Regions from separate parts of the Homo sapiens genome. Here region 2 is linked to region 1. A link is a loop called in an ENCODE intact Hi-C map of the cell type or tissue named here. Cell type or tissue: A673. All regions are shown on one strand. Links, peaks and the distances in the headings refer to the core of each region. The heading gives the core; the rest is flanking DNA. Region 1 overlaps ABCC11 (ATP binding cassette subfamily C member 11). Region 2 has its middle 67 kb from the start of SHCBP1.

Region 1 (15,253 bases), core at 3,218-11,217:
GCTGCATAGCAGGGAAGTGTCTATAGTGCTGCCTGTTCCAGATGCAAGTGTAAAGCTTGCTGGGTGTAAAGTCCAGATAGATTCCCTCTCTCATGTCAGTTACCTGGATGTTAGGATTCTTTTCACTGCAAGAAACAGAAAGTCCAGCCCCCCAACAATGAGCTACCACTTCACACCTACTAGAATGGCTATAACAATAATAAAAGGTAAATAGCAAGTATTATTAACAAGGATGTGAAAAAATTGAAACTCTCATGCATTGCCAGTGGGGATGTAAAATTGTGCAGAGACCATGGAAAACAATTTGGCAATTCCTCAAAAAGGTAAACAAAAATTAGCTGGGCATGGTGGTCTGTGCTTGCAATTCCAGCTACTCAGGAGACTGAGGTGGGAGGCTTGCTTGAGCCCAAGAGGTCAACGCTGTAGTGAGCTGTGTTTGCACCACTGCACTCCAGCCTCGTAGACAGAGTGAGACCCTGTCTCAAAAAAAAAAAAAAAAAAGTTAAACATAGAATTACCATGTAATCCAGGAATTTCACTTCTAGTTATATATCCCAAAGTGTTGAAAGCAGAGACTTCAACCCATATGTGTACACTAGTGTTTAGAGCAGCCCTACTCACAGTAATCAAAAGGTGGAAACAAGTCATACGTCTATAAACAGATGAATGGAAAAACAAAATGTGGTATATACATACAATGGAATATTATGCAGCTCTAAAAAGAAGGGAAATGTTACATGCTACAATATGGATGGACACGAAGTGAAAGATGCCAGACAGAAGGACACATACTACATGAGTCCACTTATATGAGGTAGCTGGAATAGGCAAATCCATATCGATGGAAAGTAGAATAGAAGTTACCAAGGGCTGGTGGGGAGGGGGAAGAAGAGACTGTTTAATGGGTATAGAGTTTTTGTTGGGGATAATGAAAAAGTTTTGTTTTGTTTTGTTTTGTTTTGTTCTGAGACCGAGTCTCACTCTGTCACCCAGGCTAGAGTGCAGTGACACCATCTCAGCTCACTGCAACCTCCACCTCCTGGGTTTAAGTGATTCTTCTGTCTCAGCTTCCTGAGTAACTGGGACTACAGGCTTGCATCACTGTGCCTGGCTAATTTTTGTATTTTTAGTGGAGTGGGGTTTTACCATGTTGGCCAGGCTGGTCTCAAACTCCTGACCTCAAGTGTTCTGCCCACCTCAGCCTCCCAAAGTGCTGGGATTACAGGTGTGAACCACCATGCCCAGCAGGATGATGAAAAAGGTTTCGATATAAATAGTGGTAATGGTTACATGACATTATTAATGTATTTAATGCTGCTGAATTGTACACTTTTAAGTGGTTAAAATGATAAATATTATGTACTTTCTATCACACAATAAAACAAAACCCAAATGGCTTAAGGAAAAGTGGCCTCTAATGACTCATGCATGATAATGGGGAGGCCAAGGCTGAGTTCCAGGGCCCGGTTTTCCCCTAGCATTGCCTTGCTTCATTCTGAACTCCACATGAGGGCCCTGGGGGGCTCCATGTGTCCCACTCCTGTGGGAGGATGGTTGCAATCTCTCCGCACGTCTCCCATGGTAGCCTGAAAAGTCCTGAGATACACTCTGATTGGTTACTTTCCCACCCCAAGCTAAGCACCATGGCCAGGGATTGCTGTATGTCGATTGGCTTATCCTTGAGCCCTTTGCTCCATCAGGAGTGGATGGTGGAGCCTGCCCTGGAACACATGGGCTGGGGGACTGGGGAGGAGGTGGCCCCTAAACAAAACCTGGGCCTGCTGCCTGCAGAAGGAACAGGTGCTGGGAGGCACAAAAAATCTCCATTTGTGGTGGTTCCATGAATTTCCCTAAACCCCATAATCCAGTTCTAAACATTCTTGGTCATTCACTGGGCATATAAATGAGTGTTCAAAGCCTGGGTGATGTTGTTGAACACTTCTCTTTCTCTCATATGGTAGATTCAACCTAGATCCCTTTGACCGTCACACTGACCAGCAGATCTGGGATGCCTTGGAGAGGACATTCCTGACCAAGGCCGTAAGTAGCTCCAAGGCCCAAGTCTTGGTCTAAGTCTGCATCGCCCATGGGGGGCTGCCCCTTTGGGGCTCCTCTCATGTGGTGTTCCAGCTGCTGCTGCTTCGGGTCATGGATGCATCATCTCATGGAGATGAGATGACTTGGCATTCCTAAGTCAAGGCTGATGGCACTCAGACACCAACCGTGTGCCAGACACTGTTCTAGGCTCAGGGGCACAGCAAAGACAAGGCAGATGAGGTCTTTGTCCTCCTGGTACGTACATTCAATAGGAGATAAAGGCAACAAGTAAATGCAGGAGATACTTTCAGATACTGGTAAGGGCTGTATAGGTAGTCATGAGACCCATAGAAACGTCAGGGCAGGAGCAGCTCTTTTCAATTGGGTGGCCAGGCAAGGTCTCTTTAAACAGGTGGCAGCTGAGCTGAGACCAAGAACTGAGGGGCAGCCGATGAAAGATCTTTTGAGAGGACATTCTGGGCACAGGAGCTAGCGTATGCAAAGGCCCAGAGACGAGAGTGAGCAAGGCGCAGTTAAGGAGCAAGAAAACAGAGGCTGGAGCGTAGAGAGAGGAGGGCAGTGTTGCCAATACAGCGGAAGATTGACAAGGTCAGGTTGGGTCTCACCCCACAGTGGCTTCCAGGTTATGTTGTCTCTTCTTCCCATATCGCAGATCTCAAAGTTCCCCAAAAAGCTGCATACAGATGTGGTGGAAAACGGTGGAAACTTCTCTGTGGGGGAGAGGCAGCTGCTCTGCATTGCCAGGGCTGTGCTTCGCAACTCCAAGGTGAGGCCACCACTGCCGTGTGGCCAGGGGAAGCCACAGACTACGCATGATGAGGGAAGCCACACCGGCTCCCTCTCCCTTCACTACCGTGGGACACTGGGCTCTGTGGTGTACGTCTTAACAACAACAACAACAACAACAACAACAGCAACAGAATCCAAAGGGCTTATTCATTTCCTTTTTTTTATTATTATACTTTAAGTTCTAGGGTACATGTGCACAACGTGCAGGTTTGTTACATATGTATACATGTGCCATGTTGGTGTGCTGCACCCGTTAACTCGTCATTTACATTAGGTATATCTCCTAATGCTATCCCTCCCCCCTCCCCCCACCCCACGACAGGCCCCAGTGTGTGATGTTCCCCACCCTGTGTCCAAGTGTTCTCATTGTTCAATTCCCACCCATGAGTGAGAACATGCAGTGTTTGGTTTTTTGTCCTTGCAATAGTTTGCTGAGAGTGATGGTTTCCAGCTTCATCCATGTCCCTACAAAGGACATGAACTCATCCTTTTTTACGGCTGCATAGTATTCCATGGTGTATATGTGCCATATTTTCTTAATTATTTCCACACATCTACAACCATCTGATCTTTGACAAACCTGACAAAAACAAGAAATGGGGAAAGGATTCCCTATTTAATAAATGGTGCTGGGAAAACTGGCTAGCCATATGTGGAAAGCTGAAACTGGATCCCTTCCTTACACCTTCTACAAAAATTAATTCAAGATGGGCTTATTCATTTCACTGAGTGCCATTCCACATGCATTTGTGGTGTGGGTGAGGCATGGTAGATGAGATTCACAGCCTAGGCTGCCTGATAGCGGATTCCTTACACCTGAGCTGAAATGTCTCCAACTAGACCAAATGATGATCCTCTTTTCTCAGAAAAACACAACACATTAGACCCTCGTTGATTTTTAAATTGCCTACTGTATACTGTTTTAAAAACTTGGATGCAGTACATCCCTTTTATCTTTATTAGAACTGGGAATTGGATGACAGATGCTGATCCAGGGCAAAATTGCATATATATATATTTTTTAAATTTACTTTAAGTTCTGGGATACATGTGCAGAACGTGCAGGTTTGTTGCATAGGTACACATGTGCCATGGTGGTTTGCTGCACCCATCAACCCATCATCTAGGTTTTAAGACCCACATGCATTAAGCATTTGTCCTAATGCTCTCCCTTTCCTTGCCCCCCACCACCTGACAGGCCCTGGTGTGTGATGTTCCCCTCCCTGTGTCCATGTGTTCTCATTGTTCAACTCCCACTTGTGAATGAGAACATGCAGTGTTTGGTTTTCTGTTCCTGTGTTAGTTTGCTGAGAATGATGACTTCCAGCTTCATCCATGTCCCTGCAAAGGACATTAACTCATTCTTTTTTATGGCTGCAAAATTGCATATTTTTAAAAATTTGGCGGAACAGGGCTTCCAGAAGCTTTCTAGATATTTTGTCCATAATTTCAGGTGTTTGAGTATGTGAGATAGCCTGGGGCAAACCTTCTCCTACGTAGGCGAGGCAAGACACACATGTACACACATACTTATGCATGCATATGCACATACCTTCTCCATACTCACACATGTATGCATGCTCACACACATGTATCATGGTTAATTAATGATAAATGCAAAAACTGTTGGTGCAAACTGTCAGAGCTGTGGGAAAAGAGCTCAGTGGGGCCCAAAGCCTGGGAAAATTTCAGAGGAGGTAGGACTTTCCCCCTCTTCTTTGGAGAGATGAACAACAAATTTGCAAAGTACATGTAGTACTTTCTTCACACTTCCTTATTTCAATTACATAGCCATTTGGTGCTGCAATGGCTTCCTCTGTATTGCTTCCCAAATTTGAGTCATTACTTTATGATTTTTGTCATCTCTGGGTACCACCTACCCTGTGATTTACTAATGATACTCCCTTTTCAAAAACAGCCTCATCCCAAGCAGTGCCATTTGTGAAATCACACTTTCAGTGTGAGTTACAGTTTCCTCATGCATATCGTTAATGAAATAAATACAAAAATGTTAAACTAAAAAGAATGTTTATCCATATGCTGGAGAAATCATCTCATGTGCCTCCTGGGGTGTGTGCCTGCCCCTTCTTGGAGAACACCGCTCTACTTTAGTTTCGGTAAATGGGAAAGTAGTTAATAAAACAAGAAGTTGCCACTAGGCCATTTTCATTTCCAAGAACTTAATTCTCTGGCCACTAAAATGCAGTTAGCTCCTGGTTGAGACCTAACGTTCTCTTCATAAGGTAATGGATAATCAGCAATCAGAGCGGGCTTTGCACTCGGCATAATTCTCCCATTTCCCAGCTAAAGAAATGGAGACCTGGAGAGGAAGGGCCCTGGTGAATTAGTGGTAAACCAGGGCTAGACCCAGGTCTCTAGGGCCTGAAGTAGACACCTTCACCCCTGTTTTGTATTCATCAGATCATCCTTATCGATGAAGCCACAGCCTCCATTGACATGGAGACAGACACCCTGATCCAGCGCACAATCCGTGAAGCCTTCCAGGGCTGCACCGTGCTCGTCATTGCCCACCGTGTCACCACTGTGCTGAACTGTGACCACATCCTGGTTATGGGCAATGGGAAGGTGAAGGCTGCGTCCTTGGGCTGGTGGGAGGATGAGGGCTCAGGCTGCTACCCCAGATGCCTTTGAGTCCTCCAAGGACACAAGCTCAGCTGTGCCCTGATCCTCCCCTCGCCTTTCTCTACCCTCCAGGTGGTAGAATTTGATCGGCCGGAGGTACTGCGGAAGAAGCCTGGGTCATTGTTCGCAGCCCTCATGGCCACAGCCACTTCTTCACTGAGATAAGGAGATGTGGAGACTTCATGGAGGCTGGCAGCTGAGCTCAGAGGTTCACACAGGTGCAGCTTCGAGGCCCACAGTCTGCGACCTTCTTGTTTGGAGATGAGAACTTCTCCTGGAAGCAGGGGTAAATGTAGGGGGGGTGGGGATTGCTGGATGGAAACCCTGGAATAGGCTACTTGATGGCTCTCAAGACCTTAGAACCCCAGAACCATCTAAGACATGGGATTCAGTGATCATGTGGTTCTCCTTTTAACTTACATGCTGAATAATTTTATAATAAGGTAAAAGCTTATAGTTTTCTGATCTGTGTTAGAAGTGTTGCAAATGCTGTACTGACTTTGTAAAATATAAAACTAAGGAAAACTCACTTTCTTTGTTCTGCTTCCTTTCGTTTCTTTTCTTTTTGTTTTTTTAGACAGGGTCTTGCTCTGTTGCCCAGGCTGGAGCGCAGTGGCGCAATCTCAGCTCACTGTAGCCTCTGCCTCCCAGGTTCAAGCAATTCTCCTGCCTCAGCCTCCTGAATAGCTAGGATTACAAGCATGTGCCACCATGACTGGCTAATTTTTGTATTTTTAGTAGAGGCGGGGTTTCACCATGTTGGCCAGGCTGATCTCAAGTGATCCGCTTGCCTTGGCCTCCCAAAGTGCTGAGGTTATGGGCATGAACCACTGCACCCAGCCATCTTCATTCTGCTTTTTACGTTAGCTAGTACTTATTCAGTTGCAAGGAACAGAGACTCCCTCAAACTAACTTTGGAAAAAAAAAAGAGTTTGTTGGTCTTGTAACAGAAAGATACAGAAAAAGTTCAAGGTTGGGTGCCGGAATGAAAGGATGCCTGTTTTGAGGTCTCTGTTTCTCTTCTCCTAGCTCTGCTTTCCTTTGTTTGGCTTCACTTTCTAACTTCCTCTTGCCTCATGGTGGCAATATGGTTGCCTGCAGCTCCAGGTTCACGTCCTACACACTCTGCACCCCCCAGGTCTTCTTGCCTCAATGATTCCAGGGTGAAATCTCACTGGGCCAGCTTGGGTCATGTGCTTGTTCCTGATCAATCATGTGCTAGGCTGTTGGCATACTGTGATTTGCCAGGCCTGAGCCACATGCCCATATTTGGGCCTGGGGATGGGATTTGCTGCCCTAGATCATGTAGACTGAGAATAGAAGAGGTTGTTTCACCAAAGTAAAATTGTGCCTGAGGGAAGAATGGATATGGATGCTGGCCAGGCCCCAGATAGCAGCTGTCTACTATGATTGTTTACTGAAGAGCAGCATAACTTACAACGTATGACAACTGAAAATAAAATAATTTGTTTTCTCTCTTTCTTGTTCTCACTCCCCCACCCTCCACATGTGGTTACAGACAAATAGAAAAGGCAATCATTTTCAACTTACTTCTGGGGAGACCTTGTTGTTGGGGGAAATATGTTTCAAAGTACTTTCCTTTTTATTCCAGATTATGATGTCTGATTTTCAAAAAATGCCATAAAAAATCAATTTAGTAAACCAATATTTCTCACTCTCTTGCCTGCACTGGTGCTGGGGATGAAATGGTGTCCCTGCCCTCAGGGAATTTGGAATCTCGTGAGGGTAAGTAAACAGTAAAACTGTAAACAAGTAAACAGGCCGATCCAGAACAGGGCTACCTGAGGCTAGAAGCAGGAACAGGATGCAGAGGAAAAGGCAGCCCCCGGGGACTTCCTGGAGGCAGTGTGGGCACAGTTTACTGAGACCTGAGCACTGAACAAACATTTACTCCAAGGAAGGGGACTGGGGCAGGAAAGAATGTTCAAGGCAGAGAGAACAGCAAACAAATCCCTGCGGGAATGAGCTACTACAGGGGCTGATGCAATCCTTGGACGGAACAGGAGAAGTCCGGTGCCCTGGAGCGCGAACCTTCTGTTCCCCATTTGGGACTCTCTAGTGGCACCTGCTTCTCCTTCTAGGGGGTTTATCTTTCTTAAAAAACCTTTGCTCTGTTATTCCCTTCCCCTCAGTCCTGGCTTTTTTCTTTTTTGGGCCCTGAAGTGTCCCTGGGAACCCCATATGCTACCATCCCATCACAGTTCAGCTGCTCATCTGCCCATTGAGGGTGACTCTCCTTCCTCTGCTTCCCCATTCCCAGAACTGCTGTGGGACACTGCCCTCATCACGGGTGAGGGAGCTCTCTACACACTGGCCCTCCCCAGGCCAGATGCAGCTGCCGTCTTTTCCTTGAGCGACCAGCAGATGGCAGCCTCGTCCCAAAAATGCGGTGATGGCCCCACTGGGCTTCTGAGCTGGCCGGATCCCCGGAGATAATTCGCCACAAAAGTGTTGACCCCTGGAGTCAGAGGACAGGAAATAGAGCCCATTTCCACTCAGTGTGCAGAGCCCCATCCCATCTGCCCCCGTCCCCACCTCCAGCAGCAAAATGTGAGAACCATTGGCTCCGAGCAGTAATAAAGCAGAATTTTTTGAAAAATACCATTAGTTTTTTTAAACAACATTGATTTTACATATATATATATATATATGGAGAGAGAGAGAGAGAGAGGGAGGGAGGGAGGGAGGGAGGGAGGGAAACGGAGTTTCACCTTGTTGTGAAGGCTGGAGTGCAGTGGCGCGATCTCTGCTCACTGCCACCTGGTTCCAGCGATTCTCCTACCTCAGCCTCCTGAGTAGCTGGAATTATAGGTGCCTGCCACCACACCTGGCTAATTTTTGTATTTTTAGTAGAGACGGGGTTTTGCCAAGCTGGCCAGGCTGGTCTTGAACTCCTGACCTCAGGTGATCTACCCGCCTCCGCCTCCCAAACTGTTGGGATTATAGCTGTGAGCCACCACGCCCAGCCAATATTGTAATATTTTATTCCTTAAGCTGAGTGGTGAGTGTATGAGGCTTTGATTTTTAATAATTCTTTTCACCTTTTCAGGTTTCAGAAATGTTTTATGATAAACATTTAAAAATTGGTATTTGGTCTTTCAAAAATAATACTAAAATAATTATAATGAGAGAATGCAGGGCTTTGCTGTGCTTTGTTATATTTATTTGATGGTTTGTTATTATTTTTATTTTCAATTCCATACTGGCGGAGAGGAGGTCATGGAATTTTTTTAGAGGTTCTAGAGGCATGAGTTGGGGTGATGTTGTCAGAGGCATTTGAACCAGATCAACTCCATCTTGAATAGGGGCTGGGTAAAATAAGGCTGAGACCTACGGGGCTGCATTCCCAGATGGTTAGGGCATTCTAAGCCACAGGATGAGATAGGAGGTTGGCACAAGATACAGGTCATAAAGACCTTGCTGATAAAAAAGGATGCAGTAAAGAAGCCGGCCAAAACCCACCAAAACCAAAATGGTGAAGAGAGGGACCTCTGGTTGTCCTCGCTGCTCCACTCCCACCAGCGCCATGACAGTTTACAAATGCCATGGCAACGTCAGGAAGTTATCCTATATGGTCTAAAAAGGGGAGGCATGAATAATCCACCCCTTGTTTAGCATATCATCAAGAAATAACCATAAAAGTGGACAACCAGCAGCCCTCGGGGCTGCTCTATGGAGTAGCCATTCTTTTATTTCTTCACTTGTTTTTTTGTTTTGAGACGGAGTCTTGCTCTGTCACCAGGCTGGAGTGCAGTGGCGCGATCTTGTCTCACTGCAACCTCCGCGCTCCCGCCCCCCTGGTTTAAGCGGCTCCCCTGACTCAGCCTCCCAACTAGCTGGGACTACAGGCGCCCGCCACCACGCCCAGCTAATTTTTTGTATTATAGTAGAGACGGGGTTTCACCATGTTAGGCCAGGATGGTCTTGCTCTCCTGACCTCGTGATCCGCCCGCTTCCACCTCCCAAAGTGCTGGGATTACAGGCGTGAGCCACCGTGCCAGGCCCCTTTACTTGCTTAATAAACTTCCTTTCACTTTACTCTATGGATTCGCCCTGAATTCATTCTTGCGTGAGATCCGAGAGCCCTCTCTTGGTGTCTGGATTGGAGCTCCTTTCCTGTAACAGTGTGGTCCACAATGACAGCAACTGATGTGCAGAGCAAAGGAGGCCACAGTCACGCTGGCCCTGCCTGCCCTGCCCTCTGTCTGCAGCCCTGGACAATATCGTAAGAGAAACTGGTAAATGAGCAGTCTTCAGAGACCAACCTCTATGGTGGCCAGAGCACCATGCTGTGCAAGGCACCAGCAGAAAGAGGGGAAGACTCAGACTTCAGTCTTTCCGGTCCGGAAGGGCTTCTTTCAGAAAAGTGGCTCCAGAGGGCAGCCCCAGCCTAGAAGGCATGGACCTTTGGGTCACTGGAAAGGTCCCAGGAGGGAGTGGCTGCCTGGAGGGGCAGGGAGCTCACCGTGGCTGGGAGCATTTTCTGGCTCTGGAAAGCTCTCTCCAGTGCAAGGTGAGGGGCAGTGTTCTTATCCCCAGGCTGGGAGCGGGTCCCCCAAGGCTGAGTGCTGGGAGAAATTCTGCATACACCTCTCTGTGGACTGGGACACTGGAATGCAATAATGGAAATAATAACGCCTGACAGCAGAAGTTTTCAAACTTGAACTTGAGTATCCAAATTGCCTGGAGGGCAAGACACAGATTGCTGGACCCCAACCTCATATAGTTCCATCCAGTAGGTCTGGGGTTGGGCTTAAGAATTTGCCCTTCTAACAAGGCTCAGATGTTGCTGATACTGCTGGTCTCTGGCCCGTGCTCTGAGAACACAGAGGTTAGCTGAGAGCACGTGTCCCATATGATCTAGACAGGAAGGGTCCAGGCCCCCATGTGAATGTGCTTCCCAAAGTTCCTGTGCTTCCGGGCACTTTGATTTGCATGACCTCTTTTAACTCTGCCTTCCTGAGCATCCCGCTAGGCCATCCATCCTCTCCTTTGCTCCACTGCATTCATCTAGCAGGAGAATTCAGCACTTCTCCTTATTTCCTTTGTATGTGTAGACCACTTGAATGAAGGGTGGGGTCAAAAGAATTGTTGACAGCAAGTCAACAACTTCCAATTGAATATCAACCATGTGCTTTCTTAAGGAGTCCCTCACCATTCTACCCACTCTGGCTCTGGTTTCCTCTCTGGTTCTCTAATTACTGTCTGTGTTCTCCCTGCCCCCGCCTCCCAATTCTTGGACACATTTTATGCAGAGCAGTTTAGTTCTCCCTTCTGGTGCCCTTTCCTGCCAAGCAAGTCATTAGGGTGTCTCTGACTGCCCCAAGAGACAGATCAAGGCAGTTGCTAAACAAAAACGGTTCCCACCCTCTGATTCACTCTGGTGCCAGCTGTTAAGATTGTAAAATTTCACCCCATTATCCTAAATGTCCCCTAATCTGTCCCCCGGCATCATTTAGAAAATTCTGTGGAATCCAACTGCTTCAGAGTCAGAAGCAATTTTAGAAGTCGTCAGTCCAGCTGTTCTTAGCCTGTGGTCCATGGACCTCTTAGCTAGATTCAGGGCATCTATGAATTTGGATGGGAAAAAAATGACATCTTTATTTTTACAAACTGAAATTTGGTGTTTTCCTTGATGGGGCAACAAATAGATAGTATTAGCAGTATCTGTGACTTTGTTACCAATAGAAATCAGCGGTATTCTCAAATCTCATTTCAATTGTTTCAGATGTCTCAAAATATCACTTACATGCATCAATGCTTTGAAATTATAATAGTCATTAGAACTTCTGCTAGATCACATTACTTAGTGCATCAATATAGAAGCATATACCTTACAGTATTCAGCTGTGTTTTATACATATTATCATAAGCACATTCTGCATAATTGGTTATCTTTGCAATCCTATGTACTTTATCTCATGCATAGAAATACTTTTTCTGAGAATATACTAGAATGCCAAAGAGGTCCATGGCACACAAACAATTTAAGAACCTGCATTTAACTCAGCTCTTTGATTTTCTAGAGGGAACTCGTGTCCCAGGCGGAGGAGATACCTTGCCCACAACCACACCACTGGCTTTTAATAGGCTGGTTTAGAACTCGAATATAAAACAGGAGAGGGGGCTGGGCGCAGTGGCTCATGCCTGTAATCCCAGCACTTTGGGAGGCCAAGGTGGGCGGATCACCTGAGGTCAGGAGGTCGAGACCAGCCTGGCCAACATGGTGAAAAGCCATCTCTACTAAAAATACAAAAATTAGCCGGGCGTGATGGCATGCGCCTGTAATCACAGATACTAGGGAAGCTGAGGCAGGAGAATTGCTTGAACCTGGGAGGTGGAGGTTGCAGTGAGCCGAGATCGAGCCACTGCCCTCCAGCCTGGGCAACAAGAGAAAAACTCCATCCCCAAAATAAAATAAAATAATAAAATAAAACAGGAGAGGGAAGAAAACGAGAAGGATGAAGCAAGCAGTAAGGGCTGGGGATAAAGGCCTCACCCCCAAACCAGCCAGCATGGCCTGCTCAGAGCAGGGGGACAGATAGGCTGCCCCTTCATGGAAGTTCTATTTCTAGTGCCTGACAGCCCCTTACGCAGAGCTTGCCATCCAGTGCGGCATCTCTGAGGAGCATTAGTGCAAAACTGTGATTCATCAGAGCAAAGAGGAGTACACTTTGCTGACTTGATAAGCGTGTTTCTTGCCAAATCCTTGGTTCCCAGATACTTAATGGGTAGCATTGTACTCTAGAGAGAACCGTACCGATTTGGAAACTTCTGTTCTGATATGAGGGTCTCAGTCCCTCTCAGTGGCATTCACTGAAATGCTCCCCACCTCCTTCTCCCCTCACATATCAATATCCTTCACTGATCTGGGGTGTGTTCATGATTTAGACTTAACAGAGCACTTCCTCGCATATAATTGCATATAAGTGCATGCCATAAGATTGTGTACAGTTACTAGAGATGGCTGAGTTTTTGCTCTAAACTCCTTAACAGCCCATGCAAAGAAAGAAATAGGTTTATTACAAGATTGTTATGACCACCATTTAAATGGAAAATTCATTTGTTTGCAATTAGCATAGTTTTCCTGATTCTGAGAATGGATTCTTTGAGAATTCTTTCTCATGTTGGGGGCAGGTTTTAACTCCTAGGATCAGCTCTCTGAGCCAAGGGGCTTGCTCAGGTCTTTAAGCTGTTAAGTGGTGGAGCTGAGAACAGCACCCACATTTTCTGGCTGTGAAATATTTTTGTTCTTTATTAGAGGGCTTGTTCTCTGACTGTTGCATGCATGTATTTCTGGCTCACGAATCCTATTATTGCTTTACTTACATATATTTCTTCCACTTACTGTTTTAAAAGTCCATGCAAATTCCAATTACTTTCCAAAATCACTTGACATCAGCTTTGTTTGACAGTCCTTTTATATCGCTCGCCTTAGTTCATTAGGCAAATAAAGTGAAAAATCCAAACCCCTTCTTTTAGCAGAGACATCAGTGTATTTCTACTAGACAGATTCTAATAGCAACCCAGGAGGTAGAATTCTTACTTCTAGCGAGATTCTGCTAATTTTTTTTTTTTTGAGACGGAGTCTGGCTCTGTTGCCCAGGCTGGAGTGCAGTGGGGCACGATCTCGGCTCACTGCAAGCTCCGCCTTCCGGGTTCATGCCATTCTCCTGCCTCAGCCTCCCGAGTAGCTGGGACTACAGGCACCCGCCACCACCCCTGGCTAATTTTTTTGTATTTTTAGTAGAGATGGGATTTCACTGTGCTAGCCAGGATGGTCTCTATCTCCTGACCTCGTGATCTGCCCCCCTCGGCCTCCCAAAGTGCTGGGATTACAGGTGTGAGCCACCGCGCCCTGCTGAGATCCTGCTAATTTTAAAATTCTTATTCACAAACAATAGCTACCATTTATTGAGTGTTTGTTTAAGGCACTGTGTTTAAGCGCTTCACTTCCATGATCCACTTTAATCCTTAGTTAATTTACAATGCTTTCAGGATAGTGTTTTCATTTTGTAGTTGACGACATTGAAATTTAGAGATTTTGAGGACAGATCTGATTCCAGAGTTTCTACTCTTAGCCACTGTGAGCTATTGATTCTATGTAACTGCACACACTGATTTCTGAGCACTTCTTGGGGCCTTTGGGCCAAGTCTTTCTGCTCTTTCTCTCTTATCTGTCTCTTTCCGTCTTTGTCTCCCCACTCCTCTCTCTCTATTTTTTTTTTCAGACAGAACCTCACTTTTTTGTTGTCATTGTTAAGACAGAGTCCTGCTCTGTCGCCCAGGCTGGAATGCAATGATACAATCTCGGCTCACTGCAACTTCTGCCTCCAGGGTTCAAGCGATTCTCCTGCCTCAGCCTCCCGAGTAGCTGGGACTACAGGTGTGCATCAGCATGCCCGGCTAATTTTTGTATTTTTAGTAGAGATGGAGTTTCAACCATGTTGGCCAGGCTGGTCTTGAACTCCTAGCTTCAGGTGATCTGCCTGCCCAAGCCTCCCAAAGTTCAGGGATTACAGGTGTGAAGCACCATGCCCGGCGAGAACCTCACTTTGGAATAGAGACCCCACAGAACCTCAGAGCTGGGAAAATTTCCTTCCCATCAAGCACCAATTTTCCCTTGCCATGGAGCACCACTGCTGGTATGTGCGCACACAGACCCCTAATTTATGCATGTATAGTTATTTACAAGGATGTGCAGGGTGGACATGTGTTGAGGCTCGGACAACAATACCCCAAAGTATGGCACTTTGGCAGGCTGAGTACTTTGAACTGATGGAGTTTGGATGACCTCAGAAGCAGCCTCAGAAGCAAGTTCTCTCTGACCTTCTCCTGCCCTCCTGCACCCCTTGTGCACCTCTTCTCCCATGAGGTGAGTCATAGAAACCAGAGTTCCCCTTCCCCAAGGTGAGTCATAGAAATTCTTCCCCCAAAGCCACCGATAGAACCTAAAACTATGACTCAAACTTTCCTCCACCCTTCTGCACAGGAGCTGGCCGTAAAGAAATTCTCTGACCAACTTTGTCTGAGAGTAGGTCCTAAGACCCTCATTCCAGAGGGGTCGTGCCCCATACCTAGAAAGAAGAAATGCTGTGCAGAGAGGCCAAGAAGAATCTGAACAGACAGGCCCTGCTGGGTCCCCATCCCATCACCTCGGTCCATTACAGTTAATCAGAACTTTCTGTCCAATCGCATTTCTATACCACTGTCCATTCCTCATTGAGTCTAAGCATAAAAATGGACAGTTCTTCCTGAGCCTTTCGGTATTCATTTCTGAAGACTCACATGTCACATTAAACTTTGATGAAATAAAATTGTTATGCTTTCCTTTTGTTAGTCTGCCTTTTGTTACAAGAGTGTCAGCCATGACCCACATGACTGGTGAGGAAAAGTATCACACTTTTTCTCCCCTACACATGTATATCACTGTACACAATTTTTTTTTTTGAGACAGAGTCACTCTCATCATCCAGGCCTGAATGCAGTGGCACGATCACAGCTCACTGCAGTCCTGACTTCCCTGGCTCAATTCATACTCCCACCTCAGCCTCGCAAGTAGCTAGGACTACAGACACATGCCACCACGCCCAGCTAATTTTTGTATTTTCAGTAGAGATGGGGTTTCACCATGTTGCCTAGGCTTGTCTTGAATGCCTGGGCTCAAGTGATCCACCTGCCTTGGCCCCCCAGTACTGGGATTATAGGCCTGAGCCTCTGCACACAGCCAAAATAGAATTTT
Region 2 (15,253 bases), core at 4,047-12,046, 1.6 Mb after region 1:
TTTTAAATTTTTTGTACATACAGGGTTTCACTATATTGCCCAGGCTGGTCTCAAACTCTCGGTTGCTTCAAGCAGCCCTTCTGCCTCAGCTTCCAAAAGTGCTGGGATTACAGGCATGAGCTAGTACACTCAGCCTGGGCAGTATTTCACTAAGTGGAGGCTGACCCCTTCAGGACTTCACATCTCTTTGTTACCATTCAGGTAATTAGGCCAATAAATCTTTATTACAAGTGGAGTTTCCTTAACTAGAATTGTAGCAAATTCTAAACATTTTGTTGTTGTTGTTGAAGCTGTATTATGGGCTATATCAGTATGTCTGTTCATAGAGTTTTGGTATAATCAGGATGACAGTTTTAAACCCTGAAAACCATGAAGTTACTAAGAGTACAGATATAAATTCTTTTTTTTTTTTTTTGAGATGGAGTTTTACTCTTGTCCCCCAGGCTAGAGTGCAGTGGCTTAATCTCAGCTCACTGCAACCTCTGCCACCCGGGTTCAAGAGATTCTCCTGCCTCATTCTCCTGAATAGCTGGGATTGCAGGCGCCTGCCACCACGCCGAGCTAATTTTTTGTATTTTCAGTAGAGACAGGGTTTTGCCATGTTGGGCAGGCTGGTCTTGAACTCCTGACCTCAGGTGTTCCGCCTGCCTCGGCCTCCCAAAGTGGTGGGATTACAGGCGTGGGCCACCGCACTCGGCCATAAATTCTTTTAATCATTTCGTTTCAGCATTCCTATGAACTAAATATCTATTTGGCTAACAATCTCAGAAAACTACTTACTAACAGATTTTAAATGAATAAATGCTAGAAAAATTACTGAAGTGGGTAGTGTGAGTCTTAGTAGCAAATTTTATTATATGTTGGGAACTGTTTTTTTGGTAAAACATCTGAAACTAAAGAAAAAATATTTTACATGCAAATACTTACTTTATGCACAACCATTTGGCAACACACCCACGGCAAGTTTAAAAATGCAAGGGCTGCGGTCTAAATGTGGCCCATAGGTATGTTTCACTTGCCTTCATAAATTGTGTCAACAGGTAAAATTTAGGAGACTTATATACAAATCTGGATTTTAGGCTTCTCTTAAGAACCAAATCTGGTGTCCCTTGAGCCCACATCACTGTTTGGTCTGATGTGCAGAGGTTACCCCTTTCTATGAGGCCTGTGTTCTCTAGTTTGCTGTGGTGCCCACCTAGGTACCTCACTTAGGTCACCCCCTTTGCCCTTGTAAGCATTTGACAACTCTCGTCTTACAGTATATTTTGATAAAGATGTCAAGGCTTTCAAGACAGTTTCTATTTGTTTATAATATATAGCCTATATTTTATATAAATCCCTTAGCACCAGAGTTGAATTTTAAAATTTAGAAGTTTAAAAAAAAACTGCTAAATTCTATATTCTTTTTATTTATGGTAAATATTCTTTATATTTAACTCTCATTTTTTATATTTGCCATAAATAACCACCTTCTCATTAGCGTCCCTATAAGCCTTTCTAGGTTATTCTTAGCTGTAGCTGGATGTGTTACACATCTGGTAAAGTAAACATTCTTTGCAATGCAGCTTAAGAAACACTAGACGCAATAATTTAGATCATTAATAAAAACGCTTGAAGCTTTTACTAATATGTCTTAAGATTTGGGAATATAGAGATAAAAGGTAGAGCCCCTGCCCTCAAGAAGCTCTTGGTTTACATGGAAAACAATAAAATCATTACAATATACTATGTTAAGTGCTGTGACAGAAGTGAAGATTATTGGAGCTGGTATTGAAGTGAGTTTTGGAGATGACCAGAGTTCATGTGGTGAGGTGGAGGAGAAGGGGTTTTTCCAAGGGAAGGAACAGCACACGGAAAAGCAAAGAAGAATAAAAAGGAAGGGACTTACTTACTTACATAAATATAAAGTTTCCAGCTCAGTTGAGAAATATGTAACGTTGTGAATTATCAGTTGCTCTTGCCGTTTTACAGGATGAACTCACACCATTTTTGCTAGCTGTACATGAACAAAAACAGCAAATGGAAGACTTTTTAAGAAAGCAAAAAGAAAATTTAACTGCAGTTAAGCTTGAAAGGTACAGTAATTAGTTCTTTTTTTAAAACCTGACTGATATTCTAGAGTGATAACAGTCTCTCTAGTTAGAAATACTAGATTAATAAGAAGATTAACTTGTAATTATTGTGATATAGTAAAAAATATCAACACAAATCATCGGTTAAGTAGAAAAACAATTATTTGGACTGGGCAACATAGAGAAGAGTATATAGTAGGATTCATCTTCTCTTATTATATTGACTGGTGTTTGTTATTTGTAATGTGATGTTTTTGGTCATGTGACCTGACCAAAGTGTTTTTATATTGGTTTTGTTAGTTGTATGAAATGTAGATTTTAACTTTTAGTATACTTTAAGATTTAATAAATATTGAACTTCTTAACCCTTTTATAGTAGTTTTTAACCTCTGCTTCTTATATGCTCTTCCTTTAAACATGCTATATTAGACATAAATAGGAGTTGAAAATCATTTTTTCTTCTAGATGACTCTTTAAGTTGCTTTCTTTGAAAAATAGTAATGTTAAGTTATCCCTATGTGGCTGTTAATTGCTATTACCAGATACCGTGGGTTCATTAGTTTTTTCTATTTCATTTCTAGTGTATTTTGATGTTTTTATTTTATTTAATTTATTTTTTTAGGCAGAGTCTCGCTCTGTCACCCAGGCTGGAGTGCAGTGGTGCAATCTCAGCTCACTGTAACCTCCACCTCCAGGGTTCAAGCGATTCTCCTGCTTTAGCCTCCTGAGTAACTAAGACTACAGGCACATGCCACCATGCCCAGCTAATTTTTTGTATTTTTAGTAGAGATGGGGTTTTACCATGTTAGCAAGGATGGTCTTGAACTCCTGACCTCAGGTGATCCACCCGCCTCGGCCTTCCAAAGCGCTAGGATTACAGGCATGAGCCACTGCACCCGGCCCTGATGTTTTTATTTGTAATTGCTATGGGCAGAGGAAGAAAATATAGCTTTAAATGAATAACTTCTTCTTCTAATGAAGACAAGCCATAGGTGGGTGAAAAAGAGAAAAGAGCTAGGCTTTAGATTCACACAAGACTGGGTTTAAGTCCTAGCTTTCTCACTTGCTAGAAATGTGACCTGGGAACATTACTTATCACCAAATATGTTTTTCTATATGAAAAGGAGGATAATAATATATCCTTCAAGGGTGGTTGTGTGGAAGAAAGATTTATATATATATATATATATATATATAAAATTTAGTTCAGTGCCTAGCACATGTGTATCGGCATCATTAACTGAAACTACTATGATTATTATTATTGTTACCGTTAGTATTAGTATTATTGTTTCCTGCCTGCAGATGGCTCTTACTTATCTGACCCCTAGCTGATTTTGAATTACAATGTATCTGTCTTTAAATCTTTGCCTACATTAGATAAGGGATCTCAGCATAGTTTCTTGCTCATCAAAGGACTTTAAGTTAGCAACTTCTATGATATAATACTCTACTGGGACAAGAGGCTTTTTTTTTTTTTTTTTTTTTTAAGCATTGGTGGTAATTTATGAAGATGAACACTTGAGCACCCAAGATGCTTATGTTTGTTAGTACATGTAAATGTTTAATTCTACATGGACAGGCAAGATATTAAATTGGTATATTATATCAAATTAGCTTTTTAAATAACTTTCTTAAAGTTCCTAAGAAAGAATTTATCTCTCTGGTGTTTTAAAACAGCCCTCATTCTTGCTGTACATTGTGAATCAGCAAGAATAGTCAGCATTCTTCTTCAGCAAAATGCTGATGTGTTTTCCCAAGATATGTCTAGATGGGCTGCAGAAGATTATGCCATTTTTAGTCCTTTTACTAGGCAAGTTTTTATATTAGAAGGCTAGTTTACACTAAATTGAGGCTTAAAATAATTATAGCTATTGCATCCTATACATCAGGTGAGATTTTATAGTTTAATTCAGGTCGTTTTGGAGTGACAGTGAGTTAGTCCACTTTATCAGCCAGAAATCAGGCAAAAGGCTGGACTGGTTAGAAGTATCAATGGGTGCAGAATTCTTTATCTCAGGACTTTTGAGATCTTTACCTTAGAGATCCCAACATTGTCCCTTTTACTCCAAGTATAGCCACATGCGTAGGATAAAAATAGTGCCACATCTCTGATTTCTCTAATTAATTATTTGGGTCTTGAAATGTTCAGTTTAGCAGAAAATCTTGTATGGTCTTTTGAGGGCTATCTCCTATACCCTCCTCTTTCAATTTTTCAAGAACCTAAGGGGTTTCCTAAGTCCAAGAAGGATAAAAATGACAATCTTTTACCGGTCAGAAGGAAGGGAAGAAAAGGACATTCTAATCATTCTGTTGTTTCCTTTGATTCTTTTCCTGCATTATTGCCGTTAAAAGTGGTTCTGCAGTCTGTTAATGCTTGACTTTTCCCACCAGGATTCGCTTACTAATTCAGAGCCCTCAGTTTTCATGGTGATTCATACATAGACTTCATAGCTATAACTTTTTTTAGTTCACATACATATATGCTCAGCCATTGTTCCCAAAGCACTAGCATCCTGCTCTGACAGCTGGGCATCCTAGCTTTAGCCACACACATAGTGAGAAAATTGACCAACCTTAGCCAGGCGCGGTGGCTCACGCCTGTAATCCCAGCACTTTGGGAGGCCGAGGCGGGCGGATCACGAGGGCAGGAGATCGAGACCATCCTGGCTAACACGGTGAAACCCCGTCTCTACTAAAAATACAAAAAATTAGCCGGGCGAGGTAGCGGGCGCCTGTAGTCCCAGCTACTCAGGAGAGTGAGGCAGGAGAATGGCGTGAACCCAGGGGGCGGAGCCTGCAGTGAGCCGAGATCGCGCCACTGCACTCCAGCCTGGGTGACAGCGAGACTCCGTCTCAAAAAAAAAAAAAAAAAAAGAAAATTGACCAACCTTCCCCCACACTCGAAACCTTCTGTGGAGCCCACATCTTAGCTTAGACTTAGCTGAGGCATTCGTGGTAAGTTATCCTTTGAGGCCCTTGTTTGTCTTTTTTCTGTCAAATAGTAGTTGAGATTGTTCTAAACTGTCAAAGAGGTTAAATAATGTTGCAGAAAGAGATCAGTGTTTTCTTACTCCATTGTTACCAGATCTGTACTCTGAGGCGCCTTTACAGCTGTTTAGCACATTTTCTTAGGGAGTGGAAGGTTCTATATTATCCTTCCCTAGAGCAGTGGGTGCCAATTTGTGTGTTTTCTTTTTCTTTCTTTTTTTTTTTTTTTTCAATATGTGGTTTTATCCTCAAGCAATCTGTTTTCCATAATAATGAAAATCTCCCAAGTTACTTGCATTTCTTTTCTTTTCTTTTTCTTTTTTTTTTTTTTTTTGAGATGGAGTCTTGCTCTGTTGCCCAGGCTGGAGTGCAATAGTGTGATTTCGGCTCACTGCAACCTCCGCCTCCTGGGTTCAAGCAATTATCCCACCTCAGCCTCCCAAGTAGCTGGGATTACGGGCATGCGCCACCACACCTGGGTAATTTTTGTATTTTTAGTAGAGACGATGTTTCACCATGTTTGCCGGGCTGGTCTTGAACTCCTGACCCCAGGTGATCCGCCTGCCTCAGCCTCCCAAAGTGCTGGGATTACAGGCATGAGCCACCATGCCTGGCCTAACGACTTGCATTTCTACCTCAAGTTTTAAAAATATTTTCATATTCTACCTCACAGGAAGCCATTCAACAACAAAGTAGGTTTATTGGGTTTATCAGAGCTAAGTCTCATCCATGACTCATGAGTATTCACGTGTAAAGTAGGTTTTGTCTTTGCTTCAGCAGCACACATCCTAACACTGGAATAATACAGAGAAAATTAGCATTGCTCCTGCATAAGGATGACACACAAATTCATGAAGTGGTTCATATTTTGTGCAGTCCCTGGAGGTCATTTGACAATTTTCTGACTAGCTCCGAGGAAACAGCATGAGTCAAAGCAAAATGGTTGGCACTTAATATTGAAATTGTGATTTTCACTACAAAAATATTCACATACAGTGATCTATGGAATGAGAATGGAGCTGAGTAAAACATGGGATGTTGTGTGCAAATATATTGTTAGTATGTGTCTCAGAAATGAGAAAAATGTCAACTTGCATCTCCTTCATGGAACTTACAAAAAGAGTTTTATCTTTTATGTCAGTTGGAGGTGAACATGGAGATTAAGCATCATTCTAACAAAGATCTACTGGTTCAGAGTTTGAGTCTGTAAAGAAGGAATAGTAGTCCAAGGCAGGTCTTAATATCTATTAGTTTTTTGCCTTTGGTATGATCGATGAGCTCAGTAACAGTAGACAATTAATGTTATCTAATTTAATGAGATAATAGGTTTATAAATAAATGTAGTTACAAACTATGAAATATATGAGATGCCCTAAATTAGAAGCCACAAAGAGTAGAACACCTAATAAACAAAATTAGGACTTAATAATATTTCCCAAGTACCACAACATTTCAATATTAGAACCTACAAAAAATACGCATTGGATATTATTTGCAGTTCCAAGATAGTTTCACCAATAAAGTTCAAGAACAAATTATTTCATTGCTTCGCTATTTTTCTGAACATTCAAAATACGTTATCTCAAGTTTTTATAACAACCTAGTAAAACAAGACAGTAAAATTCTCACTTTTTAGAAGAAGACATTGAACCTAACAAAAGCAACTCATCCAAGAACTAGTAGCTTTTGGTTATGGAGCTAGGGCTTATTCTGAGTTAAGACACTTTCCATTATTGTCAGGCTTGTAGGGTCCAGCCCCACAGGGTCGGTGGGTTTTCTCCCCGTGTGCGGAGACGAGAGAGTGTAGAAATAAAGACACAAGACAAACAGATAAAAGACAGCTGGGCCCGGGGGACCACTACCACCAAGATGCGGAGACCGGTAGTGGCCCAGAATGCCAGGCTGCGCTGATATTTATTGGATACAAGACAAAGGGGCAGGGTAAGGAGTGTGAGCCATTTCCAATGATAGGTAAGGTCACGTGGGTCATGTGTCCACTGGACAGGGGGCTCTTCCCTGCCTGTCAGCCGAGGCAGAAAGACAGAGGAGAGAGACAGCTTATGCCATTATTTCTGCTTATCAGAGACTTTTAGTACTTTCACTAACTTGCTACTACTATCTAAAAGGCAGAGCCAGTGTACAGGATGGAACATGAAGGCGGACTAGGAGCGTGACCACTGAAGCACAGCATCACAGGGAGATGGTTAGGCCTCCGGATAACTGCAGGTTATCAGTCAGGCCCTCCACAAGAGGTGGAGGAGTAGAGTCTTCTCTAAACTCCTCCGGGGAAAGGGAGACTTCCTTTCCCTGTCTGCTAAGTAGCGGGTGTTTTTCCTTAACACTGACGCTACCGCCAGACCACGGTCCGCTTGTCAACGGGCGTCTTCCCACATGCTGGCGCTACAGCTAGACCAAGGAGCCCTCTGGTGGCCCTGTCCAGGCATAACAGACGGCTCGCACTCTTGTCTTCTGGTCACTTCTCACTATGTTCCCTCAGCTCCTATCTAGAGTGAAGATTATTATAATATTGGAATAAAGAGTAATTGCTGCAAACTAATGATGAATGATATTAATACATAATCATATCTATGATCTGTATCTAGTATAACTATTATTTTATATATTTTATTACACTGGAACAGCTTGTGCCCTCGGTCTCTTGCCTTGGCACCTGGATGGCTTGCCGCCCACAAGGCTAATGCAAGTTAATTTACTGAACTATACTGCCTTCAGTTCATGAGTACTTCATGTTATTTTTGCTTAAAGAGAAGTTTGTAGAGCTTACAAATGGGAAGTGTATGGGATAATTAAAATTCTAAAATTAACACTGATATCATTTGAAATACTCTAATAATTTAACATTTTTGGTAATTATTTTTATATCAGTTTTAAAATAGTAATTTTACTTATTTCGTTTTTACACAGCATTCACCAAGTAATGTCTGAATACAAAGAAAATGAGACACCTAGAAATCCTCAAAATAGCAATCCAGGTAAGACTTCTGGTAGTAAATTACTCTTGGTGGTGTTACCATAGATTAACAAATAAGAGCAAGGAAGTTTTAATCACCAAAGAGTAGTTTAAAAGCTCACTATGTAAACTGCACATATACATACACACACATATATATATATATACACACACATATACACATATGTGTGTGTGTTTTAAATTTCTTTTTAGTAGGTTAGATTTCAGATTTAAAAAGTTGTGTGTAGATAATTTATAATCTCAAACAGTATTATCTGAAAGGAATCATTTCTTTAATTGTAGTCCCTAAAATCTTATATGATTTTTTTGTATAAATAAGAAAAAAGATTTTTAAGTTAGTATGTGGTATATTTTATTTATAGTCTCATTATAACAAACTGGATATGTTATGAAATTGGAGCTTCTATTTAATTTTTAAAATAAATGGTTTTTATTGCCGGGCACGGTGTGGCTCATGCCTATAATCCTAGCACTTTGGGAGGCTGAGGCGGGTGGATCACCTGAGGTTGGGAGTTCGAGACCAGCCTGACCAACATGGAGAAACCCTGTCTCTGCTAACAATACAAAGTTAGCTGGGCATGGTGGCGCATGTCTGTAATCCCAGCTACTCGGGAGGCTGAGGCAGGAGAATCGCTTGAACCCGGGAGGTGGAGTTTACCGTGAGCCAAGATCATGCCATTGCACTCCAGCCTGGGCAACAAGAGCAAAACTCCATCTCAAAAAAAAAAAAAAAAGGCTTTTATTTAGTAAATAAATGTCAATTACAGTTGACCTTTGAATAACATAGGATTTAGCAGTACTGACCCCGTGTGCAGCTGAAAACCTGTGTGTAACTTTTGATTCCCCCCAAAATTAGCTACGAATTAGATGACTATTGACCAGGAGCCTTATTCATAACATAAACAGTTAAGACATTTGGTATGTTACGTGTGTTACTATACTATATTCTTACAAGAAAGCAAGCTAGAGAAAAATGGCTATTAAGAATATCATAAGGAATAAAAATATATTTACTATTTATTAAGTGGAAGTGGGTCATCCTCATGGTCTCCAAGTTGAGTAGGCTGAGGAGAAGGAGGAAGAAGGAGATTGGTCTTGCTGTCTCAGGTGGCAGAGGTGGAAGAAAATCTGCATATAATTAGACTGCTGCAGGTTAAACTCCTGTTGTTCAAAGGTCAACTGTATTACATAGTGATTTATGTCACTAAAAAAAGTAACTTTTTAAAACTGGGAACTCAACAATACCTTTCTGGTACCATAAACAAATGTCAATAAGAACTGTAAAACTTATCCAGTGTGCACTAATACTAATAGAAAATTATTTTTTTTGAAGATACCAAGTGTAGAAGTCAGAAAAGCATTTTCTTGTTGAAAAGCACAGGTCATGTTACATATTCTTATACCAACAAGGTCTCACTTATTGACTTCATTCTTCCTAATTTGAAATTGAATGAGATACATTTACTTCATTAGAACAAGATAAGTTCTTCTCTTCACTAGTTAATTGTCATGATAACAGTAATTTTGTTAGAACAAAACACTTTTACCAGTAGCCAAAAGGTTATTGTAACGAATACCAGAAATAGTTCAACTCTAGGCTCAACAAATTATAATAAAAGTATAAAAGTGCTTCGCAATAACAAAAATGCTACTATGCTACCTAGATGTGACACCAAATACATTGTACAGTCTGAACTGTATGAGGACACTTTTAGTTTAGTACATATTAATCGAAGAACTTTTTTTTTTTTTTTTTTTTTGAGACGGAGTCTCGCTCTGTTGCCCAGGCTGGAGTGCAGTGGCGCGATCTCAGCTCACTGCAAGCTGTGCCTCCGGCGTTCACGCCATTCTCCTGCCTCTGCCTCCCGAGTAGCTGGGACTACAGGCGCCTGCCACGACGCCCGGCTAATTTTTTTGTATTTTTAGTAGAGATGGGGTTTCACTGTGTTGGCCAGAATGGTCTCGATCTCCTGACCTCGTGATCCGCCCACCTCGGCCTCCCAAAGTGCTGAGATTACAGGTGTGAGCCACCGCGCCCGGTCTAATCGAAGAACTTTTACAAGTTAGATTTTGCAAGCTACAGGTGAGAAACACGTAGTCTTGGTCTTTAAGGTGCTCATAATAGACTACAGCTGTCCTTATTTCATATCTGTGTGTTTTTTCAAGATTCTTTTTTTTTTTTTTTTGAGACGGAGTCTTGCGCTGTCACCCAGGCTAGATGCCATCTTGGTTCACTGCAACCTCTGCCTTCTGGATTCAAGCAATTCTCCCTGCCTCAGCCTCCTGAGTAGCTGGGATTATAGGCACCCACCACCATGCCCGGCTAATTTTTTTTGTATTTCTAGTAGAGATTGGGTTTCACCATGTTGGCCAGACGTCTCGAACTCCTGACCTCAGGTGATTCACCCGCCTCGGTCTCCCAAAGGGCTGGGATTACAGGTGTGAGCCACCGCACCTGGCCAATAATTTTCAAATAAAATATTTTTATTCATTTATACACTTGTCCATTTAATGAATAAACTATCAAGAGTGTTTTAGGGAGTAAGCTTCTTTTGTTTTCATGTTACAGAATACAAACATTTAAAAATACAGTCAGGGGCTGGGTGTGGTGGCTCAGGCCTGTAATCCCAGCACTTTGGGAGGCTGAGGCTGGCGGATCACCTGAGGTCAGGAGTTGGAGACCAGCCTGACCAACATGGTGAAACCCTGTCTCTACTAAAAATACAAAAATTAGCCAGGTGTGGTGGTACACGCCTGTAATCCCAGCTACTTGGGAGGTTGAGGCAGGAGAATTGCTTGAACCCAGGAGATGGAGGTTGCAGTGAGCCGAGATCGCCCCACTGCATTCCAGCCTGGGCAACAGAGAGACTCTGTCTCAAAAAAAAAAAAAAAAATACAGTCAGGGCTGGGCACGGTCACTCATACCTATAATCCCAGCACTTTGGAAGGCTGAGGCAAAATAATTGCTTGAGCCTAGGAATTTGAGGCCAGCTTGGGTAACACAGTGAGACCACAACTCTACTAAAAATAAAAATAAAAAAATGAAAAAGTTAGCTGGGCGTGGTGGCATGCACCTGTAGTCCCAGCTACTTGGGAGGCTGCATTCCAGCCTGGGCAATGGAGCAAGACCATCTCAAAAAACAAAACAAAAACAAAACAGTCAGGAGTTTGTTATGATCATTTTCATTTATATTATTTGCTACTTCATTCAGTGCCTACTACTATGTGCTGGATGCCGTCTGGAAGTGTATAATGATCACTTATTATGTTAAATATGTGCCAGACACTTGAAGAATGTGGTGAGGAATGAAAGCTGTTAAAAAGTGGGTAGGATTTCAGGTAAGCATGCAGAAGGGGTAGAACTTTTCTAGGTAAAGAGGCAGAAGGATGATGTGGGCAGAAGGAACATCTGACAAGTTTTCATGTTTGGCAGAAGGAACATCTAACAAGATGGCGTGCTTGGGAGAAGGAGCAGCAGGTGCAAAAGGTAAGATGCTTGAGTGAACTTTGCAGGGTTTATGAGCAGTTCTATTTTGCTGTTGCAGAAACTGAGATGGGAGTGGTTGGGAATAGGGAAAAACCTAGGTAAGGCAAGCTCATGATAGACTTTTTAATACTTTATAGTATTAAACTGAGTAGATCTTATCCTGCAGGCTATGGGAAATTTACCAGGTAGAGTGCTTTGGGCTGCAAATACTAAAGGACCTAACTAACAGTGACTAAAACAATAGGAAGCAGAGTTGCTTTGGTGGGTGGTTCAGTGATAACACTGGGTCCCACTTGGTGTCCCTGTTTCAGCTGTGCTGTTTTGTACATGTCTCCTTTCATGGCTGGCTAATTAGCAAGAGCTCCAAATATCATGTTCTCACAACACAATTTCTGAAGGCTGGAAGGGCTGCTTTTCTTCTCATGTTTCTTTGAAATAGGGAGAAAACTCAGAAGCTTGCAGTGGGCTTCCTTTCACATTTTATTGGCTTTGTTACACCAAATGCTCATTCCTAAACCAGGCACTGGGAAAACAAATGTAATGACCATGATTAAATTAGAATAGTTATTTCTTTTGTTGGGGATGGGGAGGGAGTATTAGGATGATAAATATTCAAATAGACTTGTGGTTCTCCAGCAAGAAAGATAAGGAATGGTCATCCGGTAGGGAGGCAGCAATGTTTTCTGTAGGAATTCATTATAGAATTGTGAGCAGAAAAGTCACAAGATTAGATTTGAGTATTAGGACATTCTGATTATGGTATTAAGAAGCTTTTAATGTAAAGAACCAGGTGGGAAATATTTCAGGCCACGTGGTCTCTGCCATATCTACTCAACCCTGCCATGGTAGTGTGAAAGCAGTCATAGATAATATGTAAGCAAAAGGCAGGACTGAGCTCCCATAAAACTATTTACAAAACCATTAGGCAGGCTGGGTTGGACCTGCGGCCTGCAGTTGGATGATTCCTCATATGGAGGATAGATGGAAAGTACCACATAAAGAGACTGTAAGACAAAGGAAGCTTTTGCAGTAGCCAAAGCTATAGCTTCCTTGTCACCAATCCTTGGACTAGCATCAGTCCATTATGAGGGTTTCACCCATCCGTGGTGAAATAAATGATGTTAGAAAGCTACTTAGTAATTTTAAAATGTTGATCTTTCTCTTGGTTTTTGCCTTTTTCATTTGTTTTGCTTGTTTTTTTATTTAAGAAATAATATTAATTGTTGGTAGCCTATAAAAGCCAGTAGTTAAGAACCAGTGGTAGTGGAAATATAAAGCAGAGACAGAGAAGAGACAGAGATAATATGAGTTAGTGATTATTGGATATACAAATTTAGGGCACAGAGAGAAATCTCAGATGATTTACCGGTTTCCAGGTCATGAACTAGCATTTAACCTGGACATGAGGAAGGAGTAGGAGATTTGCAGGTGAATGGAGAAGAGCAGCAGATCAGCAGGAATGACTAACCTCTTTCTGTGCATGTTGAGTTAAATGGAATATTCACGTAGGATATTTTCAGTAGGTAATTGGATTTTAGGCATTTCTAGCTGGAGGTAGAACTGAGGTTGGAGCTGCAGACTTGGAATAACGTAGGCAAGGTCATAGATCTGAATGAGCTTGTCCATGATAGGAAAGACGTGGAATAAACAGAAGGCCAGTGGCAAGATCCTGAGAATATCAACATTTCCCAGAGGAAAAGAAGTTAGTAAAGAAGGCTGAGCAGTGGCTAGAGAAAAGTAGGAGAGGTTATCAGAGGATGAGGTGTTGCAAAAATATTTTAAATGTGAGAATTTCAAGGAGGGGGAATATAAATTCTAACAAGTAAGATTACTAAAAAGTAAGTTAAATTAATATTTTAAAAGCTCTTTGGTGGTGCCCTCTTCAAAAGAACACTTTTAGAGTTGTAAGGTCTACTATTTAGGTACATGGCACTTCCGGTGTTCAAGTATGGAAGACACCTACCACGATCCTACCTAATTCTTTTGTAACTGCAGCAGCTACCTACACAGAGTCAGGCCTAGACTGGTGAGTTCCTGTGCCAACATTTTCCCAGAATTGTCAGAACCTAAGGGTCCTCATGAGGAAAAGTGTAATCTTTCTTATCTGGTTTTTGGGGAAATGCTTGTTTTTTACTCAAACCCTTGATAAGCTCTTCTGGATGTGTTGCCAAACAAAAACCTGACAGCAACAGCTGGAAGCCATTATCAGATACTCATATCCTTCCTCTGACATGGAATCAAAATACAGCCATGCTTTGACAGAATTTTAAGTTTTGATCAGAAATAGTTTGCAAATCAGCAGTTTGGATTTCTTTTAAATGATTTCTTTTAAATATTTTATTGCAGAACACTAATGTAATATCACAGAAAAATATGAGGTGATATGCGTACATAGTAGTTCTCAGCATTTTTGGAATTCTGGGGACATCAGTAGGGAAGTCAGTACCTGACTCTATTTATTAGTGTAATTTCGTTTTCATCTTCCCTCTTGTGATATCTCTGCTTTCACTGCTTCCCTTTGAATTTCATCCCTAAACAAAAAAGTACTATTAGAACACATTTCTAACATATGTATATTCGACCAATGTCTATTATTTGATTTTAAAAGAATTGGCTACCTATCCTAAAGTATATATGGTATTCTGTTACTTTCTAATGCTAAATAAACTTCTTTATATCTGACAGGGTGACTGATGATGGTCTGCCGAGATTTTAAGTGCGTCCTGGATTGTCAAATACAAATTGTTTTATTTCACACAGTTTAAATGTAAAATGCTTTTCTGGAATTACATTTCTTCGGAAATTAGTAACTGTGATTTAATTAGATTATGTGGGCAATCAGACTATCACCATTTTAGTCATCTATATACAAGATAACTTTCTTCCCCCTTCAATAAGTTAAAAGTCCTGTTGATCCTTAATAATCAAATTCACTATTTGGCAGGAACAATGAAAAACTCATACTGTACTTTGGATGCATTTCTTGGGCATTTTGACTTGTTCTATTAAGAACTGACTTTAATAGGTAAAATTTTTTTTTGTTTTATAAAAAATTAAGAAAAAGATTGAAAACAAAACATAACTCTATGATCAGTAGTACAGTATTATAGTATATCTGATGGCTATATGTTATTCTACAATTATCACAGTTACCTGAATGATACACAATCTTTTATTTATTTATTTAGTTTTTTTAAAGAGATGGGGTCTCACTATGTTACCCAGGCTGGCATGCAGTAGCTATTGACAAGAATGACTGTGGCTTGAATTCCTGGCCTCAAGCAGTCCTTCTGCCTCAGCCAAAGGAGCAGCTAGGACTACAGGCATGTGCCACTGCACCCAACCAGATGCATGATCATTATAAAAATGAATGAAGCCCTGCTGAGTTAGAGAAAATTACGATGATCTTTTAAACACTTTTTCTAGAAACTTTTGTATTGTAGAACATATTGTGAATCATCAAGGTTTCTAAATTTATTCTGGTCAAAATAGGATTGTTGCTTGTTTCACATTACTTTCTTCCATCATTGTTTTATGTATTTGTTGATACCTTTCATCAAATGTTTATAGAAATATAGGAATCTGAAAGGCAAATATGAAAAAATAAAATAAAAAAAACATTAGGGACAGATGCTCTGCAAAGCAACCTTCTGATTGTAGTTACATATAACACATCAAATAATAAAAATTTTCTATGATGCAGTTGTTTCA

What was found. Peaks named below come from ENCODE experiments on the same cell type or tissue, not always from the same donor. Only the 100,000 strongest peaks of a DNase experiment are listed, where the experiment ranks them.
Region 2: a loop joins it to region 1, with 6 times the contacts of the local background. A loop is called at or near these places in 9 of 110 quality-filtered maps.

What each region holds. Positions count from the first base shown.
Region 1 is chr16:48,157,676-48,172,928 of GRCh38, reverse strand. It overlaps ABCC11 (ATP binding cassette subfamily C member 11), which reads left to right. Exons shown (of 30, transcript NM_001370497.1): 27 at 1,962-2,040; 28 at 2,711-2,824; 29 at 5,269-5,433; 30 at 5,563-7,156. The coding sequence ends at 5,655. Among named protein-coding and RNA genes, the nearest start is that of ABCC12, 9.3 kb to the right of the region's middle. RefSeq lists a silencer at 6,581-6,750 and enhancers at 6,908-7,407, 7,408-7,909, 13,753-14,952. In A673, for the core only: CTCF peaks have their summits at 7,653 and 7,856 (motif pointing right); a DNase peak (open chromatin) is centred at 7,898; H3K27ac peaks cover 330 bases.
Region 2 is chr16:46,546,770-46,562,022 of GRCh38, reverse strand. It overlaps the pseudogene ANKRD26P1 and the pseudogene RNU6-845P. Among named protein-coding and RNA genes, the nearest start is that of SHCBP1, 67 kb to the left of the region's middle. In A673, for the core only: a CTCF peak has its summit at 7,502 (motif pointing left); a DNase peak (open chromatin) is centred at 7,462.